Regions from separate parts of the Homo sapiens genome. Here region 2 is linked to region 1. Evidence: chromatin contacts called from ENCODE Hi-C or POLR2A ChIA-PET data. All regions are on one chromosome and are shown on one strand. Each heading gives the region's core, a stretch centred on a gene start or an enhancer-like site at or near the end of the contact. The rest is flanking DNA. Distances are from core to core; before and after follow the strand shown. Region 1 overlaps IL23R (interleukin 23 receptor). Region 2 has its middle 43 kb from the start of IL12RB2.

The links. A loop is a pair of places that touch in the nucleus more often than their neighbours do. ChIA-PET counts read pairs that join two places held with the same protein, here RNA polymerase II (POLR2A). Pooled maps may share reads with other maps.
Region 2: a loop to region 1 is called in a pooled map, with 2.6 times the contacts of the local background. The contact joins two enhancer-like sites. A Hi-C loop is called at or near these places in 3 of 168 maps with a recorded cell type or tissue (Panc1, naive thymus-derived CD4-positive, alpha-beta T cell and natural killer cell), 3 of 37 single-sample maps with no recorded cell type and 10 of 50 pooled maps. POLR2A ChIA-PET finds 5 or more read pairs at or near these places in 2 of 52 experiments (activated T-cell and naive thymus-derived CD4-positive, alpha-beta T cell).

The regions. Positions count from the first base shown.
Region 1 is chr1:67,212,584-67,217,909 of GRCh38, forward strand. All of the region lies in intron 6 of IL23R (interleukin 23 receptor), which reads left to right. Among named protein-coding and RNA genes, the nearest start is that of IL23R, 49 kb to the left of the region's middle. RefSeq lists an enhancer at 2,782-2,921. Within about 2 kb of position 1,973, at least 2 of the 41 ENCODE cell types and tissues checked have a DNase peak (open chromatin) inside an H3K27ac peak, as active enhancers do.
Region 2 is chr1:67,262,112-67,267,437 of GRCh38, forward strand. It overlaps a transcript of IL23R not described here. Among named protein-coding and RNA genes, the nearest start is that of IL12RB2, 43 kb to the right of the region's middle. RefSeq lists an enhancer at 2,945-3,044. Within about 2 kb of position 2,865, at least 4 of the 41 ENCODE cell types and tissues checked have a DNase peak (open chromatin) inside an H3K27ac peak, as active enhancers do.

The DNA.
Region 1 (5,326 bases), core at 723-3,222:
TGCCCAGGCTGGAGCGCAGTGGCGCAATCTCAGCTCACTGCAGCCTTGACCTCCTGGACTCAAGCAATCCTCCTGCCTCAGTCTCCCAAGTAGCTGACCACAGGAGAGTGCCACCATGCCCAGCTAAATTTTAAAAATTTTTCTGTAGAGACAGGGTTGTGTCATGTTGCCCAGGCTAGTGTCAAGGTCTCTAACTGCTGAGCTCAAGCAACCATCCCGCCTCAGCCTCCCAAAGTGCTGGTATTACAGGCACGAGCCACTGCTCCTGGCTAAGTCATGCAATCTTTCTTTTTCTTTTTTTTTCTTTTTAGACAGAGTCTCACTGTGTTGCCCAGGCTGGAGTGCAGTGGCGTGATCTTGGCTCACTGCAACCTCTGCTTCCCGGGTTCAAGCGATTCTCCTGACTCAGCCTCCCTAGTAGCTGGGATTACAGGCATCGGGCACCACGTCTGGCTTCTTTTTGTATTTTTAGTAGAGATGGGGTTTCACCACGTTGGCCAGGCTGATCCCAAGTGATCTGCCCATCTCGGCCTCCCAAAATGCTGAGATTACAGGTGCGAGCCACTGCGCCCGGCCTAGTCATGCAATCTTGAGCATGTTTCTTATCTTCTCTGTGCCTCGTTATTCCCATACATAACATGGGGATAAGATAAGCCCTTATATCATGTGTTTGTTGTGGGAAAGGGGATCCAATGATGTAAGAAGTTAGCTACAAGCCTGGAATAGTGTAATTGTTCACTAAATGCTAGCTAGTAATGTTACTCTCTAGCCTCTAGGGGAGCCATGCAGCAGGGATAGTAGAGCAAAGGAATCCAACTGAAAGTCACAGTATTGAGGGTGCTTTTCAGCCCCTTTAGCTAAGGTACATACAGACTGTGAAGTATCTAAGGGAATTAGGCTGACGAGGCAAGGAGAATATGTGCCACGCAGCAGTCCATGTTTCAGGCAATGATGGATGGCATATATGATGGTGGTCCCATAAACTTATCATGCAGCTGAAAAATTTCTGTCACCTAGTGATTTATATTACAATTGCCTGCAGGATTCAGTACAGTAACATGCTTTATAGGTTTGTAGCCTAGAAGCAACAGGCTATACCATATAGCCTAGGTGTGTAGTAGGCTATACCACCCAGGTTTGTGTAATTACAATCTATGATGTTCGTACAATGATGAAATCGCTTAATGATGCATTTCTCAGAATGTATCCCTGTCGTTAAGTGACACATGACTCTAGTTATCTCTTGAAAGATGGTTCCAGGTCAAAGCTTCAGATTTTGTCTCTGGAGACACAGCTGCCTCTGGGAGAACATTTACAAACATCTTGCTCCCACCTCATTTACCTCTCTCCCTTCTGAATTCCCTAGAAGTCTAGCTTAGACCAGGTTGGAATATATACAGATTTTAGTAAAGGCTCAGAGATAGCAAGAAGAAAATAAATCTCAGCTGGGAGGGGTGATACAAGCCTATATTCAGCTACCTGAGAGACTGAGGCAGGAAGATCACTTGAGCCAGGGTTTTGAGGCTGTAATGCACTATGATCCCACCAGGGATAGCCACTGCACTGCAGCCGGGGCAATACAGTGAGACCCCCATCTCTATAAAAAGAAAGAAAATAAACATCTCAGAGAAAAACCACCTACTATGTAATCTTGATTACAAAATATAACTAGCTTTTCAAAGTTGGTTTGAGACCTGTCTTTTCATTTTCTAAATATTTATGTGGTCTTTAAAGTGATGTAGAGTCTGTGAGAGGCACTCAGTTACTGATGGTATAAGTTCAAAAAAATCTGGCTTGACCTCTTTCAAACTCTGTTTCCCTATTTATATAATGGAGCTAATACTACCTGTCACAAAGGATTGTTATGAAGACCATATGAGATAACAAATATTCTTTCAGTTCCATTTGCCACTTCTGACAAAGAGAAGGTTTTGAAAAGTGAGCTCAAATGTACCTGTTACCAAGATGGCCTATGTAGCACCACCAGGGGGAGCAGAGAATGAGAGTTTCAACCAGAAAACAGTTGGTTTCTGAAAACTTATTCAGAGACACTGGTAATATAATTCCTTTCTATTTTCTAAACATTTTTCTAGTCTATTACATACTCCTATTTACATGAAATAAGAGGGATTGGTATATCGGCTATCTACTGCTACGATTGAGGGAAGAGAGAGACCCTCTCATATTGTTTTATATTTTTTTATACTCAGTACCTGTTTTAAGAAAAAACAACAAGGAAGTAAAAGCAAAGACAGGCAACCCAGCACCAGGCCCGAAACCAGGACTGGGCCTGCCTGGCCAAAACCCAGTAGTTAAAAATCAACTCATAACTTAGAAAGCGATGTTATTCATAGATTCCAGACATTGTATAGAAGAACATTGTGAAACTCCCTGCCCTGTTTTGTTTCTCTCTGACCACTGGTGCATGCAGCCTCTGTCACGTACCGCCTGCTTGCTCAAATCAATCACGACCCTTTCATGTGAAATCTGTAGTGTTGTGAGCCCTTTAAAAGGACAGAAATTGTGCATTCGGGGAGCTCGGATTTTAAGGCGGTAGATTGCCGATGCTCCCAGCTGAATAAAGCCCTTCCTTCTATAACTCGGTGTCTGAGAGGTTTTGTCTGCGGCTCGTCCTGCTACACAATAATGTGTAACAAACTGCCACAAAAGCTGAAGGGACATATAACAATAAACATTTATTTCTCAATGTCAGTGGGGTCCAGCTGGTCTAAGGTGAGCTTTGCTGGAATTGGGCATGTGTTTGCAGCTCAGCTGGCTCACTCCTATGTCTTTGCATGAGCTCTCCTCTACATGTCTCCTGGTCCTCTTTCTGCCATCAACAGGCTAGCCTGGGCATGTCCTTATGGTGATGGCAGAGGGCAAGAGTACCTAAGGCCCAATCTTTCCAGTGTCTTTCAATCCTCTGCTTATATCAGGCTTACCAATGTCTGTTGGCTCAAAGCAAGCTACATGGACAAACCAGAGCCAGAATGGGAGAACGTTCAAAGCTACATGGTAAAGGGCCAGGATATGGGGCTGGGAAATTACCTGGGCATTATTGCAATCCACCTCAAAATGTCATCAAGGCTCTCCACCTGCTGCTGGAACCAGTTCGTGTGAGGAGAGGAAGATGGTAGCATCTTTCCAAACAATAAAGACCAAGAACCTTGGCAGTCTTCATCCTACTCTAGCATTTGACACTGTTGACCACCTTGTCCTGAAAATGTCTCTCCTCTTGGTTTTCCCATTTCAAGAATGTGTTAGTCTTCTATCAATATTTCTGGATGCCCTTTCCTTTGTAAATTATTTTTTCTGCCAATTCCCTAAACATTGACATTCCCTTCATACCTACCATCTCACTGTCTCCTCTCTTTCTTACTCCTTTCACCTATTCCCAAGGCCTCAGCTACACCTGTATGTAGGCTAGAAACTGGAGCCCTCCCAACTCTCATGAAAGTCAGACCTATATTTCTAACTATTTGTTTGTATCTTTATGGGCTGTCTCCTAGGCCCCTCAAATTCATGTCAAAAATTGAGCTCCCAGTTGCGAACGGCAATCCACACCTACTTCCGTATACTCTGTTTCAGGGCATTTGCCACATTGTATATACTTGCCTGTTTACACTTCTATTTCTCTACTCTTTAACTGTGAACTCATGGAAGGCAGAGATGTGCCATGATCATTTTTTGCATCTCCATTGATTTTTATAATGTCAAGTTCATGTGGATAATATTTTGAAACATTAGCTATTACTATTATTATTATTATTTGTCTAATGGTGTCCAACTTTAGTGACAGAGGCAGGGAAATCTCAGCTATGTGTTCAAGTAAGTGGATTATTGGTGACTCATTTCTCTAATTAAGCTACACCAGGGTCTCAGCAAACTTTTTATTCAAGGGCCAAATGGTAAACATTTTAGGCTTTGCAGAACATAAGATTTCTGTCTCAACTACTCAACTCTGTGTTTGTAGCGTGAAAGCAGTCACAGACAATTATGTAAATGAATGGGCATAGTCTGTTCCAATTAAAATTTCATTTTTGGACACTGAAATTTGAATTTCACATAATTTCCATACATCATGAAATAGTCTTTTTTTAAAAAAAATTTCTTTCAACCATTTAAAAGTGAGAAAACCATTCTTAACTTAGGCTGCACAAAACCAAGTATTTATTCTTTTCTTGAAAGGGCTGATAGAACAGCATACAGATAGCAAAGACAAATCCTTGGCTTCGGCATTTCCAAGTCTGAAGGTTGGTATAAGACAGAAAATGTGGAAAAATGTATGATTAGTCACAAATAAGTTTCCCCATCACCACCCCATTTCCCTCCTCTACCAAACACTAGATAAAAATTACTTGGGCAGAAAGGGGAGGAGGTTGTAGGGTAAAGGGAGAAACCAAGGGTTTAGACACTGGTGGGTTACCAAGGACCCTCTCATCCAGTGCCATGCCCCATACTGATAGTTGGGGAAGGTAGGAATTATAGAACTCTAACTAGGTTGGAGATTTTTTCTTCCCTCCACCCAAGGATGTTCCCAGGAACTTATATTTAACATAAGAAAAGAGAGATCTCAAACTGAAGAATATTACGTTTCAATGACCCCTAACCTTCAGAGTTGAGGCTCTAAGTAGAAATGGACTTACTTCAAAATTTCTTGCACTCTTGAAATTATACTATTTACAGAGGCACTCAATTAAGTCCAGCTCTTTCAATGTTCATTTTAGCCTCCAAAGATATCATCCTGAGGTATCATGTTGTACTTGCAGGGCCCTAAGCAGCCACCTGGTTTGCCTCATGGTTTAAACAACTGATAACAGTTCCATAACGTTCTTCTTACTATTTTGGAATTCTGGCTGTACTTTACGGTATTTCTTTCCTTTAAGAGGACTTATCTATAAATGTAATGGCAGCAAACATATTGGAGACTAACAACTTCCTTACAAGAGACACTAATATGAAGCAGAGTGCATTTGAGAGTCAAATCTTTGGCACAGTAAGTAAAATTTCTCTAGATCCCAGGAGACCTCAGACACTCTCCAGTTATATTAACATTGCAGAAAATTTCCAGGGCCATGAATAGAGACATGGCTTATGGAAACTCTGAAAGATATCTTTCATGCAGAGTTTGAAAAATATCATTCAGAGTTTCCATAAGCCATGTCTCAATAGACAAAACTATTCTAGGGCAGATGACATCCCCCAAACAAATATTTTCATGAATTTTACATTTTCAGTGCATTGCAAGTTTTAAGGATTAATGTTAAGGTTGGGTTTTAAATGGAAGCATCCCTGAATGAGGTTGATACCTCATTCTTTTTTTTTT
Region 2 (5,326 bases), core at 1,615-4,114, 50 kb after region 1:
CTTTCTATAATTCTTGTATTCAAGAAGGATTCATTGAACTACTGAATGTCCTTACTGTTATATGTGCAAGGCCATTTGAAGGATATGGATTTAACAAAACCAGTCAATCCCTGCAGGCTTGGGGCTTATATCCTAGGGGGAAGAGACAGACAGTAAATTAGGACAAGTCATTGCCCCCAAGGAGCTTACATTTTAGTAGGGGAAGAGGCCAGAGGTAGGGGGTGGAGAGAGGCAGAAAAAAATAAAGGAAAATGTCAGATAATAAGTGCTGTCTAGAGAGGTAAAATGGGATAATGTGGTGGATAGCAAATCGGTGGCCACTTTACACTGGGTGGTCAGGAAAGACCACTCCCAGGAAGTGATACTGATGTTCATCTGAGTCTCAGGTAAGAGCCAGCTTGCCACTGACAAATCCTTCTATAGAGAAAGCCTTGAGTGGCTAATGTCTTTACTTCTTTCCCTCCCGTACAACTTGCCACTGATTATCTTCCACCCTGACCACTCCCCACCTCCCATCTTAACCTTCTTAAGCCAGAATTTTCTGCAGATTCTGAGGACAAGTGCATACCTATTCATCTTTCTATCTAGCTCTTGTGTCTATTATTAACTTTCTTTCTCTGAGTCTCACAATCTTTTAAGTCGCTGATTCCTAAAGGGGCATGTCCTGCTTCTTGGTATGGGTAAAGGGGAAGGAAGAAGAGAGAAAAAGCCTCTCAAGGTATCAATCAGAGGGAGGAAGGGAAGAGAAATACAAAGAAAGGCAGGTTGATACTTAGGAATGCTGAAGCAAAATGGAGTGTCATAGTTCTGGACAACACTAATGCTGACTAAGGAATATCGTTTCCTCCTGCTCTAGTATCTTTCTCTCCCTCTCCCTCCCTTTTCTTACATAAAAACCAAGGAGGAGGTGCAAGTCAAGTACAGTTTAGGGATGTTTGCTTGGTACGTGTGCAGGTGTGTACGTGTGTGTGCGTGTGTGTGTTTAATTGGAATTTCTTTCCTTTTTTTTTTTTTTTTTTTTAACAGGTCACCCAGGCTGGTGCACAATCACAGCTCACCACAGCCTCAACCTCCCAGGCCCAAGCAATTCCCCTATCCCAGCCTCCTGAGTAGCAAGTGCACATCACCATACCCAGCTATATTTTAAATTTTTTGTAGAGACAGAGTCTCATCATTTTGCCCAGGCCTGGACTCAAACTCCTGGGCTCAAGCAATCCTTCCACCTTGGCCTCTCAAAGTACTGGGAATTATAGGCATGAACCACTGCACCCAGACTAAAATTAGGATTTCTTTTTAGTTATAAATAGTATTGAAGAGAGGCTTATGAGTTTTTAAGGTGTGGTTTTCAGGTAATGTGGGTTGCTGTTTGGCCTTCCAGTGTGTTCCCTTGAGTGGCTAATTCTTATATTTAGTCATTCTCCCTTTGACATAGAGACAGCACATGACTATGGCATTGAGCAAAAGTTTTCAAAAATTAATTTTAGCAATTGATTCTCTTTCTCCAAATGCAATCTGTTGGCTAGGCACAGTGGCTCACGCCTGTAATTTCAACACTTTGGGAGGCTGAGGTGGGCAGATCACTTGAGGTCTGGAGTTTGAGACCAGCCTGGCCAACATGATGCAACCCAATCTCGACTAAAAATACAAAACTTATCTGGGCATGGCGGTGCCTAACCCAGGAGGTGGAGGTTGCAGTGAGCCAAGATTGTGCCACTGCACTCCAGCCTAGGCAACAGAGCGAGACTCCATCGCAAAAAAAAAAAAAAGCAATCTGTTGTAGAATCCTTAAATGTAAAACGGATGAAAGCAAATCTCCTGTTGAAACAGACCTTGGAGGTCATACCTGTGCCCTCTGCTTCTCCCTCTCTCTTCTCCGCCCTTGCCTCTGAAGCAACATGAAAAGCTGAGGCTAGGAGCTGTGCTCTTCTATACTTAGGAGACTGGGATGCTGGACCAACCTTGAGAAGCCTGTGCTTTAGAACTGAACCTTACTCTGCACTTTAGCCACAGGCTATCAACGCAGGCTCAGGGGACCAAAACCAAACCTTCCTATACTGAGATTAATGACTGCAAAAAGGGCTTTCTCTCAGAGGCTGCTAATAGAGGCAGTTCTATTCACAATAATTAACTTGCTTCTCCCAATTACTTTACCATAAATGTCTGGGCTTTGTTCAAGTTTATGTTCTTTTTAAGATCACTAAGAATAAAATACTGTGTTGTGAACATAATTAGATTTTATAAACCCAAAGACTCTGGAATTATGCTGTGGTTTATCTCTTTATGAAGCAATTATACCAATTATAGAAGATAATGTTTTAATGGGAAATATTACCCATTTGGCAGACACTATTGGTTTAAAATAAAAGAAGTGATTAAAAACAACTTATGAATCTCTCTTGGGTAAAAGAATGAAAACAATATAACATAATTGGGTTCTGATTCATAAAATGAATTGTACACAACTTTCTTCGATGCTGTAGTTAAGACAAAATTACAAGAAAGTCTAACAAAGGTTTGACAGAATGTTATTATGTGTCTTTCCTACTGCTAAGATTACATCATTAAACCCCAATTAATGTTTTATGTTAAGGCTTTCTTAGCCATTTTGCTAATTTCACTTTTCAACTTAAGATAACCACACTGCACCTTTTAGATCCAGAATTCCCATCAATTTCCTGAAGATGCATTCCCATTATGATTATTTTCAGGAATACAAGTTATTATCTAATTCTCATAATTAGCATTTAGCAACAGATTAGGAACTTATTCTTAAATGGTCCATTTTTGTCTGGGGTAGTAAAAGTATTCTGGGCTACTTTTATGAGACGGGGTTGGGGGGGAACCCTAAACAACAGTGTTACAGAAGCATAACTCTTTCCTGAGATTGTTGGTTTAAAAATTCAAGCAAAACAAAATGCTGTTTCTAACCATAAAGGCATACCTAAAATTAGAGACTGTCAGAGCACAGGAAGGAAATCATAAATAGCCAAACACTGGAACACAAGTGTGAGGTACGGAAGTCAATAAACGTTACTGTTTTCTTTCTGTTCACATCCTGTCTGAGAATTGTATTAGAGGAGAGCAAGAGAGAAAGAATGCAACAGTAAAATAAAGGGAATGCATTTTTATTTCTGAACTACACAGTAATTCATGAAAACACACTTTTTAAAAATCAAAGGAATACCAGTGTAAATGGAGTGAAAAGTGACAGTTGCTATTCACTCCTTTTTTTCCCACTCCTACCCCATCATCAAAGGTAATGACTCTCAGCAAATTATGAGGTTTTTCCTAGTATTTTTATTTAAATGATAAAATATGATATTGTCCTATGACATGCTATTTTTAACCTAACAATATGTCTCAGAAATCTTCACATGTCATTATATGTAGCTTTACCTTATTCTTTTAAACAATTGCCCTAATAATCTATAGAATAAATTTCAATAATATATTAACCTAATCTATTAATGAACATTTAGGTTATTTCCAATTTTTCACTAGTACACCTATTCCTTTAATAATTCCTCTTGTACATATGTTTATACACATATAAGAATTTTGTGTGTTAGGTTGTCAGGGACAGATACCTAAATGTGGAATTGCTGGGCCAAGAGACAGAAAGGAAGATAAAATCATTTACATTTTGCAGCCAGGTGTGGTGGTGTGCTCCTGTGATCCCAGCTACTTGGGAAGCTGAAGTAGGAGGACTGCTTGAGCCCAGGAGTCCAACACCAGCTTCACAACATACCAAGACCCTGTCTCAAAAAAAAAAAATTAGATTTTGGTAAGTATTACCAATTATTTCTCTAAAAAGAGTTTGCCAATATTATTAGTACGTAAAATGTTTGCCAACCTGATGGGTATCTTGTTTGCATTTTTTTAGAAGATGAGGTTGAATATTTTATTTGTTTATTGCTTTTTTGTATTTCTTATTTTTTGGTTCACCTTTGTTATATTATTTGGTCATTTTTCTACTGAGTTGTTGGTTATAGTCTTAGTCATTTGCAGGAGTGCTTAATATAAATCTTTTCTGTTATATATGTTCTAAATACGTTTTCCCAGCCTGTGTGTTATTTTTTTATCTTCATGTTTTCTTTTGCCAAACAAAAGTTTTAAAATTGTATGCAGTCAATCTGTTGCCATTTTTCTTTATGACTTCTAGACTGGGTATCATGTTTAGTGTCAAAAGACAAAATCACAACAAATTTAGTTCAAAGATCTTATGTGGGGCCGGGTGCTGTGGCTCAAGCCTGTAATTCCAGCACTTTGGGAGGCCAAGGTAGGTGGATCACCTGAGGTCAGGAGTTCGAGACCAGCCTGGCCAACATGCTGAAACCCCTTCTCTACTAAAAATACAAAAATTAGCTGGGAATGGTGGCACGTGCCTGTAATCCCAGCTACTCAGGAGGCTGAGACAAGAGAATTGCTTGAACCTAGGAGGCGGAGGTTGCAGTAGGCCAAAATTGCACCATTGCACTCCAGCCTGGGCAACAGAGCGAGACTCCATCTCAAAAAAAAAAAAAGATCTTAATTGAGGTCAGGTGCTTTGGCTCATGCCTGTAATCCCAAAACTTTGGGAGGCTGAGGTGGGAGGATTGCTTGAGCTTGGGAATTCAAGGCCAGCCTGGGCAATATAGTGAGACCCTATCACTATTAAAAAGAATAAAGAATTTTAAAAATATTTTTAAAAAATTTTAATTGTCTTTTATTTGCAATTCTAGAATCGGACAACACCTCATACTATAAAACAGAGTGAGTGTTCTGATGAGCTGAGCAGAGGAGGTTGATTTAAGGAACTTTCTTATCACGCTGGCGAAAACTGGCCTGTTTAGGGATTTGGCTGTTATCTCTGTGTCCTGATTTGTTGAAAGGTCAGATAAAGATCTTAGTTTCAGCAGGTTAGTGTGGAACTTCAGCATGACTGACTCCAGTTTGGTTTTGTCTGTTGGGCCTAGTACAGGAGCTCAGTCCAAACCAATGATCTATTATACATTTGATTTAACATTAGTAAAATATGTATTTACGCTAGAACATGTAGTGGTGTAATATAGTCTGAACGTTGTCCCCATCTAATCTTATATTGAATTGTAATCCTCAGTATTGGATGGAGGTTGGGCCTGGTGACAGGTGACTGGATCACAGGGGCAGATCTCTCAGGAATGACTTAGCACCATCTCTTTTGTAGTAAGTGAGTTCTCAAGAGAGCTGGTTGTTTAAAAGTGTGTAGCACCTTTCCCTTCTCTCTCTCTTGCTTCTGCTCTCCCTGTGTGAGATGCCTGCTCCTGCTTCACCGTCCACCATGATTGTAAGCAGCCCAAAGCTTCAC